2 separate regions of the Homo sapiens genome follow, and region 1 is linked to region 2. Evidence: read pairs that join two places in POLR2A ChIA-PET (ENCODE). Cell type or tissue: MCF 10A. All regions are shown on one strand. Links, peaks and the distances in the headings refer to the core of each region. The heading gives the core; the rest is flanking DNA. Region 1 overlaps CLSTN2 (calsyntenin 2). Region 2 overlaps CLSTN2 (calsyntenin 2).

Region 1 (4,396 bases), core at 225-4,224, 78 kb before region 2:
ACATATTGTCGCTTATGCCTGAAATTCTAATCCCCCACCATAAGACCCACCAGGCCTCAGCCCTCAGGCTCTGGACACCCATCCCTGTGCTCCATGCCTGAGCTGTGTGCCCCCTCACAGTGCCCTTCATTCCCTGTTGTGATTGCTGGCTCTCTAGCATAGGCTCCTTGAGGGAAGGTGCAGTCTGTCTTCCCACCACACCCTGTCTCTTTACAGAGTGTCTGATTCCCAGGAGGAGCCTGATGGATATTGGCAAATAAATGAACCCATCATCAAGCAATTAAACTTCAAATAACTTCATAGCCATTAGCACTTTTCCTTTCATTTTTAATACCAGAAGTAATATATGAACATGTTCTCCTTGTTTAAGCAAAAAAGGAAGAAAAGAAACAGCAGATGAAGTTAAACTCCTCTCTGACTACCACCTTCAGTCCCAGGATCCTTCCCTAGATTTAGTATTATTTTTTGTAACATGTGTGTGTGTTGTGTGTGTGTGTCGTTTGTGGTGTGTTTGCATGTTTGTATTCATGTACCCACATATTACCCAAAGAAAATATGTGATATGATATGGAAATATCCAGGACTAGGCAGGGGTAGGGAAGCAATAAAAAGATCCTGAGAGTCCCTGGACAATACCAGTGAGCACAGGTTGCATAGGGCATAATCCTTCCACCTGCCTATTGCTTGGCATGAGCTGTGGCAGGAGCTAGTCCTAAGGAAGCTGAGAACCCAGGCCTTCTCTGCTGATTCTTAGCAGAGTAAAGTGAGGAGCACATGGCCCACAGGCCTGGGAAGAGATACAGGCCCAGAGCTGCCCAAGAAGCAGAGCTGAATGCTGTGCTGAGGAGTAGCAATTGGTGGACAGGGTCCCCTCCTCTGTGCTACATTTAGGAGGATGCCTGGTTTTAGCCTCATTCATCTATTCTAGGTCTGACCGTGTGATGGGGAGAATGCAGGGCCCCTTGGTTAGCGAGGAGGTTAGCAAGATGGTGGAGTCTCACTTTTCTTTGCAGAAGGTCAACATGGCCTTGTGTATTGGCTTCAGTAAGATTGGGGCTCGAATCCAGCCCTGCTCTGTATCAGTGAGATACAGAGTTGTAAGCAACAGAAAAACACCCAAGCTGACTGAAGTAGAAGAGGATTTGCTGGAGGGATATGAGAGCAGAGGGAGCTTACAGGCCTTGTAGGAGGTTGAACACTTAGGTTTAATTTCTATCCTTGAGCTAATCCATTCAATATTCAGTGATCAGAAAAGTTTAATTGGCCCAGCAGCTTAGTTTATAGTTCTAAAGTAAAATAAACAGCAATGAGTACAAGGTATCCCCAAGTCAACTCTACTAGATTTGTCTTAGATAGGGTTATCCGAGCCTCAACTTCCTTATCTATAAAAAAAAAATAGGCTAGGCATGGTGGCTCACGCCTGTAATCCCAGCACTTTGGGTGGCTGAGGCAGACGGATCACTTGAGGTCAAGAGTTCAAAACCAGCTTGGCCAATATGGTGAAACCCCATCTCTACTGAAAATACAAAAAAAATAGCTGGGTGTGGTGCTGGGTGTGGTGCTGCGTGCCTGTAGTCCCAGCTACTCGGGAGGCTGGGGCAGGAAAATCGCTTAAACCTGAGAAGTGGAGGTTGTAGTGAACCAAAATCATGCCATTGCACTCCAGCCTGGGCCTTGCAGTGAGACTCTGTCTTAAAAAAAAAGAATAGGTCCACTTTGAAGGGGTTTTTAAAGTACCTAGCATGAGTAGGTGATCAGTATTCTTCAGCTTCAAAATGTCCCAGGGACTAGAGCCAGAGTGTGCATCATCTCCAAGTAACCTGGTCACACTAACTCCCTTTCCCAACATCTTTCTAACACATCTTCACTACTTGCAGACTTTCAGTAAAGAATCCCCTAATTATTTAAATAGCATCTCCAAGGATTGCTTCTAGAGATCTAGGGGAAATTCCCACACCAAGTCATTGCTCATGTGGCAGACAGCTTTGAGAACAGGGAAAATACAGCATAGGGGAAGAAATTCAGTAACGGCATAATTTAATGAAAGCAATCTTTCTTTGACTGTCTGAAACCTTATCTGTTTTCTTACACTTTGGAAAAGCGTAGGTGCCATATATTTTTGAAGTCTTTATACAACATAATAAATTTAGACTATTATATGCACGTTAATCATAATGCATCAAATTTTTATCAAGCAACCAAAATAACTAACACTTATGGATTCTGCATTATAATGTAAATCTAGGGCAAGGGGATGAATATTTTAGTAACTGCACTTCTTGCAAGGAGAGAACTTGATCCCCTGGTAGAAATAGGAGGTGGGAAGATTCTCTTTTCTGCCTTTACTCTGATGTATGACTGGTAGGTTTTACAATAGGAAAAGCCTGTGGCTTTGCCGTCTTTCTCTCCTCTTCATCTTCTTGCCTTGACTTTTTTTCTTACTCTTCTCTTGGCCCCTTTTCCCTCATACACTTTCTCCCTCTCTTCCTCTTCAATCCTTCTCTCCTCCCATTTCCCCTTACTTGTGTTTTATATGGCAATACCCACCTATCCCTGGGCCTAATGGGATATGGCAGGCTCATTCTTTGGAATAAAACAGTTTCTTTGGTAAAACATAAAGAGCACATAGAACAAAAGGCAGATAACTCGTTCACAAACACACTTTAACTGTAGCAATTTATCTGTCCTTTTTTCCCATGATAGTTGTTTCTGTGCAGAAGTTTTGGAGAAAGAACCATTGGATAGGGGGTTGGAAATGAATGAGAATTCCTGCTTGGCTTTTGACTAGCTATGTAATCTTGGAGAAACCTGAGACTCCTTGCTTATTTAAGAATTTAGCACAATGCCAGGCATACAGTAAACATTCAGTAGGTGGAGAGAGTCAGTAGAGTATAGCAATAGTGGAGAGAGTCAGTAGAGCATAGCAATAATCATGCACAAGTAACTTACCCTCCCTGTGTTTCAGCTTCCTTATCTTTAAAAATCACAGTAATAGTGCCACCTTTCAAACCGCATTGTTATAAGGATTAAATGTGTTAATTCATATAAAATGCTTAAAACAGTGCTTGACATATGGTGAGTACTCAATATGTATTATCTAATATAAAGTAGGTGTATTAGTTTGGGTTTTGTTAAGAAAGTGGAAACACTAGGTATTTCAAACAAAAAGGGATCTCACAGAGGGAATTAGAGCAGGGGTCCCCAACCCCTGGGGCCTCGGGCCATTACTGGTCCATGGCCTGTTAGGAACTGCACGGGACAGCAGGAGGTGAGCAGGGGGTGGGTGAGCATTATCGCCTGAGCGCCACTTCCTGCCAGATCAGCATTAGATTCTCATAGGCGCATGAACCCTATTGTGAACCGTGCATGTGAGGGATCTAGGCTGTAAGCTCCTTATGAGAATCTAATGCCTGATGATCTGAGGTGGAACTGTTTCATCCCGAAACAACCCGCCTCCCACCCCCATCCATGGAAAAATTATCTTCCATGAAACCGGTCCCTAGTGCCCAAAACATTGGCGACCACGAATTAGAGGATACAAGATCTTTAGAGAAGCAGAAGGGATGAAGGAAAGGAAAAGCCACCACTAGTTCAGGAGGTGAGGAAGTACAGCACTAACGTGGGGGCTTCTCAGGAGGATGCCCAAATGTCGCTGGCCTCATTCCACTGTCTACCCTCTGCTGGAGGGCAGAGGAATTGCTTCCCACTACTGCTTCTGGAGCAATGAGTGCTCTGCTTCTCCTCCCCTTTAAGCTTTTCCACGTGTGCCTCTTTGCTGTGACTCTTACAAAAATTAAAAAACCAAACCTCTCAGTTGCTGATTAGAATGCTAGGAAATTTGGTTCTTGGGTGTTGAGACCCTGTGATTTAAGGGAAAGCATAGAGAAGAGAAAATGGTGCCTGGTTGTCCAAAATCAGACGGAAGGGAAATAATACTAGGAGCTGATGTGAAGATTATATGAGATGTAAAGTGCAAAAGCATTTTGTAAACTTCCAAGTTTTGTACAGATATTAGGTTTTGGTGGTAATGGATGTGAAATAGGAAGAATATACTCAGACAAGACCAGGCAGAAAAACCTGGGAAACTACAGTGAAAGGAGGTCCCACAGATAATCTGACATATTTAATTGACCATATGCCAGGCTCTGTCATAAATGCCTTACATATACTAACTCATAGTCCTTATAAAAACCCATGCAGTAGACATGGTTACTATACCCATTTTACAGATGAGAGAACAGTGGTCCAGAGAAGTGAAGTAACTTAACCAAGATCACGCTGCTGAAATGATCAGGGTACAATCTGAATCCCAGTGATGTGACTCCAGGGTGCAGTTTTTTTAACTCCCACATTCTTGTGGAAGGAGAGGATACACACGCCCAAATCTTCTGACTTT
Region 2 (4,396 bases), core at 151-4,150:
ATCCTCCAGAGTCCTGGTTGACCGCTAGCTTTGGAGCATAGAATGGATAATTCAATGTCTAAGCCTAAGTATCCTGATTCACACTTCCTCCTTGGTCTTCAAGCCACCTTTAGCTGCTACTCCTCTATCTGATGACCCAACGCCATGCTTTGTGAAAATAGAAGCTACCAGACAACAGCTCCTTTACCATCCTTCCTTTAGTGGAAGCAATGTCCTCATGCCTTTCAGGGCTAATTTTTCACCTGATCTGCAATGATGCCCTCCTTTAACACCCCTCTCTCCCAGATCATTTTCATCAGCATACAAACAGGGCCAACTACCTGATATTAAAAACAACATAAAATTTAAATCCCTGTCTTTTCTTCACATCACCTTCAATTACATCCAAAAATCCCTACCATCCTTCTCAGCAAAACATTACTCATCTCTCTGAACACCAGAGTATTTTTTTCTTTAAAAGGGGGCTAATATTAATAGTTGTCCCATGTGGTTATTAAAAAGTAGACATGGATCCATGAATTCATGTAAAACATATAGAAAGAGCCTGGCCCGAGATGAGCTTTCACTATATGTTAGTGCTTATTACTCTCCAATGCCTTGCGTACTCATGGCCCCGCCTCCTCACTTTATTACTCTCTCTCCCCTCCAGGCTGTCCTCCCTTCCTAATATGTATCTGAAACTGCCTTTGTCAAGGTCACCAGTAAATGACCTGATGCTAAATCAGATAAGTGCTTCCCCTCCCCCCCCAACTTTCTGCTGGACCTCTCCCATCACTCAGCAATGCTGACTGCCCCTCCCCTTTGAAACACCTTTCTCTCCTGCATTCTGTGATTCCATTGTCTCTTGAACTTCCTTCTCAGTTGTCTTTGCTGCCTCCTTTTCTTCCACCAGACAGCCAAATAATGGAGTCTTTTATTCATTGTTTCTGCCCCTTCCTCCAAAATTATCCTCTGGGCCATCCATATGCTGGCAACTTCCCCCATCTCCAGACGAGATCTCTCATGAACTCCAGTCCTGCGTATTCCCCTGTCTGCTTGGCATCTCCACTCTACCATCTCAAGCACTTTAATCCAATGCCAAAAGGAGAACTTTGCCGCCTCCTCACACCTCAAATGATTGTCCCTCAGTCATCCGTGTCTGAAAGATGAGCTTCCAACCACTCCAACTCAGAATCAGCCTTGATTCCTCTGCCCATTAACACCACAGTACAAGTCTCACCAGCTGCCGCTTGAAAACTTGTCTCAAACTGGTGTGTCCTCTCCATCTCCATCCCACCTGGAGGACCACATGAGCCTCCTAACTGGTCTCCCTACTCCACCTCACCTTTCCTCAATGTATTCTCCACTCAAAGCTGGAGGATCTTTCTAAAACAAAATCTAGATCATCTTTCTCCCCTCCTCAATTCAATTCAAAGACTTTCAATGTCTTTACAGTAAAAACAATGCCTCTGTCCATGGCCTATAAAACCCCCATGACCTATCTAAGGCTTGCCTCCCAAGCACTCCTCTTGCCACCCCTTTCCTTGCTCAGGACACCCAAACCCTCTCACCTCTCTCCATTCCTCCAACAGGCTGGATCCTTGCATGTGCTGCTCCTCCTCCTGGGAGCTGTTGCCTCATTCTTCCCATGGCTGTCAGCCGCTTCTTTCCTGTTACGAATATCCTGCCCAAAATATCTCCTCCTCAATTAGGTCTTCTCTGATTCACCCAGTTAACTATGTTGTCAATATTTGTTTTTTTTCTTCTTCCCTACTAAAATAGAGCCCCCAATGTGCAGGAACATTATCTGCCTTGAGCATTACTGTGTCCTGAGTGACTCACATAGTGATGGACTCATTCCTCAGCAAATCTTTGTCCAAGAATTAACAAATTGATACCTTTACCCATAAGCTGCAACATTAATCTCTAGTTACCCCAGCACTTCAGGCCTGTTAGAACTACTGCATAGAGAAGAGAATCATGCAAGTTGCACAGTCAGAAAACTTGGATGTAAATTCACCTTGCAACCTTTATTAATCAAATGACATTAAGTAAGTTACTTAACCTCTCTCAGGCTCAATTTTATCATTTGCCAAATGAGGGTGAGCATAGCAATATAGCCGTCATGGGGCTGCTGGGAGAACTACGCAAGATAATGTGTGTGTCTGTGCTTTAAAAATCACAAGGAACTTTCCAAATAGTTAATGACTAAATAAACCACAGCTTTCCACTTTGGAAGACTGTAAGAGAGTTTAGCCATTTATGAAGACAATGAGGCTGAGTCTCTGGTTGGTGGTTTGCCTGGAGTCACCCTGGCCTGCTGCCCAGGCAGTTAGTAAACTGTCCCTGCGGACTTAGAGTAGACGTGAGATAAACACTATTAGACCTCAGAACCAGAGTGGCACATTGATGGAGAAGCCTAGCAAAGAGGACTGGAATCAAGCTTGATTTGTCTTCCCTCTTTAACAACAGCATTCCCAGCCCAGTTGTGCAAGCTGAATCTTCAGGGTGATCAAATAATTAGGGATTCTTGGGAGAAGTGGATTTGAAAGAGGTATTGAAGGTGGTTCATTGGGTTGATAAGCAGGTGAACTCTTAGTGTAGACTGAGGGATGTAGAGTGACAGAGGAGAGGAGAGCACTCAGTGGGCAGCACGGAGGGGCAGTTGGCACTTTCCTTAGTAGGCCTAGCTTGAGCACACTCTGGTCATTCCTACTTCCTATCCAGGCAAGGCTGTGAATTATCTTCACAGCTACAGAGCTCCTCCCCTTCCTCATGGGTAGGCCATGGACAAGCCAGTCAGTGACAGGGGCCTGTCTTCCACATACATGTATCACAAAGCTTAACATTGGATATGTCAGAGAAAAGGTGCTTGGGCTGAGCTGAGAGGAATGTCCCATGATGATCATGATGGCCTAAGTGAGCAGTGGAAAGGATGAAATTAAGATATATTTAGGCAGGACGGTACCTAGAACTTAGATAATGGAGTGGATGAGGGAAAGGATGAGTTGAGAGAGTCCCAGGGATGTTATCCTGAGAGATGAAGAAGACGTTGATACCATTTACTACGTGAGAGGAACCTCAGGAGGAGTGATGCTGAGGCACCCTGACAATTTGATTCTGGGCTTGTTGGGTCCAAGCATTGATGGGCACCTCTGATGTCTTGAGCCAGTCCCTGACTGGCTGTTTTCTGGCTGAGAGCCAAATTCACCCTTTCCTTTGTCTACACTATATTCTTTCTATTCCATCCTCCTTCCACCTTTCCTAAGTTTTGTGAAGGCTCTAGAGTTTTCAGCATCAAAGACTGAGATGCAAACCATGGGAAGAATATAAGACTGAAAGGAAACCCAGATTTACTCTGTGCCCCATGGAAAGCACTGACCCTGGGCCTCCATTTACTCATCTTCCAAAGGGGCAGTTGGACTGAGGGATCTCTAAGATACCTTTTAACATACGAATCTTGGGTTACAGCATGTTATAGCAAATGGAGTATGGTTTCTATAAAATCAAAAGTCTTGATTTGGTCATTCATGTGATGTGACTATGAAGTTACCTAGCTTCTGCGAGCCTCAGCTTGTCAAGCTGGCAAATAGGGGAAATAATCTAACCTAACAGGGTAATTACAAAGTTTAGAAATTGTAACAGTCATGGGCTAAACTGTTAATCTCAGTAGATTAAAATACAAAGGTTTATTTATCCATGAATTAAAATAACAAAGGTTTATTTCTTACTCATGCTACATGCCTACACTGACTTTTGCTCCAAGTCTTTTTTACTGGAGGCCCCAGGCAGATGTCACCTCCACCATTAAGAACATCACTGATCACCATCATCATGAAGGGTGACAAATTGTTCCCCAGCTCCTAAAGGCTTCTGCTTCCTCTGCTTCCATTTCATTGGACAAGGCAAGTTATATGGCCTCCCCAATGTCTTTTTTTTTTTTTTGCCTGTTGGGAAACAGAAACTCCATGAGCCTAGGAGATCAATTTCCCTCCCTGCCCACAATGTGTGAGTGTATCAAACCCCTGCCATCAATGAACACTCATTTTCTTTCTCTTCCCCTCTCTCTTTCTGTCTTATTCAGGTGAGGCTGCTATAACAAAGTACCATAGACTGGGTGAATTATACACAACAGAAATTCATTTCTCACAGCCCTGGAGGCTGGAAGTCCAAGGTCAGAGTGCCAGCATGGTTGGGTCCTGATGATGGCACTCTTCCATGTTGCAGACTGCTGACTGCTTGTATTCTTTCATGGGGAGAAGGGGGTGGTAGAGCTCACTTGGGTTTCTCCTAAAAGGGCACAAATTCCATTCACAACGGTTTTGTCCTTATGACCTAATTACCTCCAGAAGGCCCCACCTCCTAAATGCTGTCACATTGGGGGTTAAGGTTTCAACATACACATTTGGGGTATTGG

Evidence for each region. ChIA-PET counts read pairs that join two places held together with the same protein. Peaks named below come from ENCODE experiments on the same cell type or tissue, not always from the same donor. Only the 100,000 strongest peaks of a DNase experiment are listed, where the experiment ranks them.
Region 1: POLR2A ChIA-PET joins it to region 2 with 5 read pairs; 2 of 35 experiments call an interaction of 5 or more read pairs at or near these places.

Annotation. Positions count from the first base shown.
Region 1 is chr3:140,212,760-140,217,155 of GRCh38, forward strand. All of the region lies in intron 2 of CLSTN2 (calsyntenin 2), which reads left to right. Among named protein-coding and RNA genes, the nearest start is that of CLSTN2, 280 kb to the left of the region's middle. In MCF 10A, for the core only: a CTCF peak has its summit at 3,675 (motif pointing left); no DNase peak of the experiment used is centred there.
Region 2 is chr3:140,290,655-140,295,050 of GRCh38, forward strand. All of the region lies in intron 2 of CLSTN2 (calsyntenin 2), which reads left to right. Among named protein-coding and RNA genes, the nearest start is that of CLSTN2-AS1, 220 kb to the right of the region's middle. In MCF 10A, for the core only: no CTCF peak of the experiment used is centred there; a DNase peak (open chromatin) is centred at 2,257.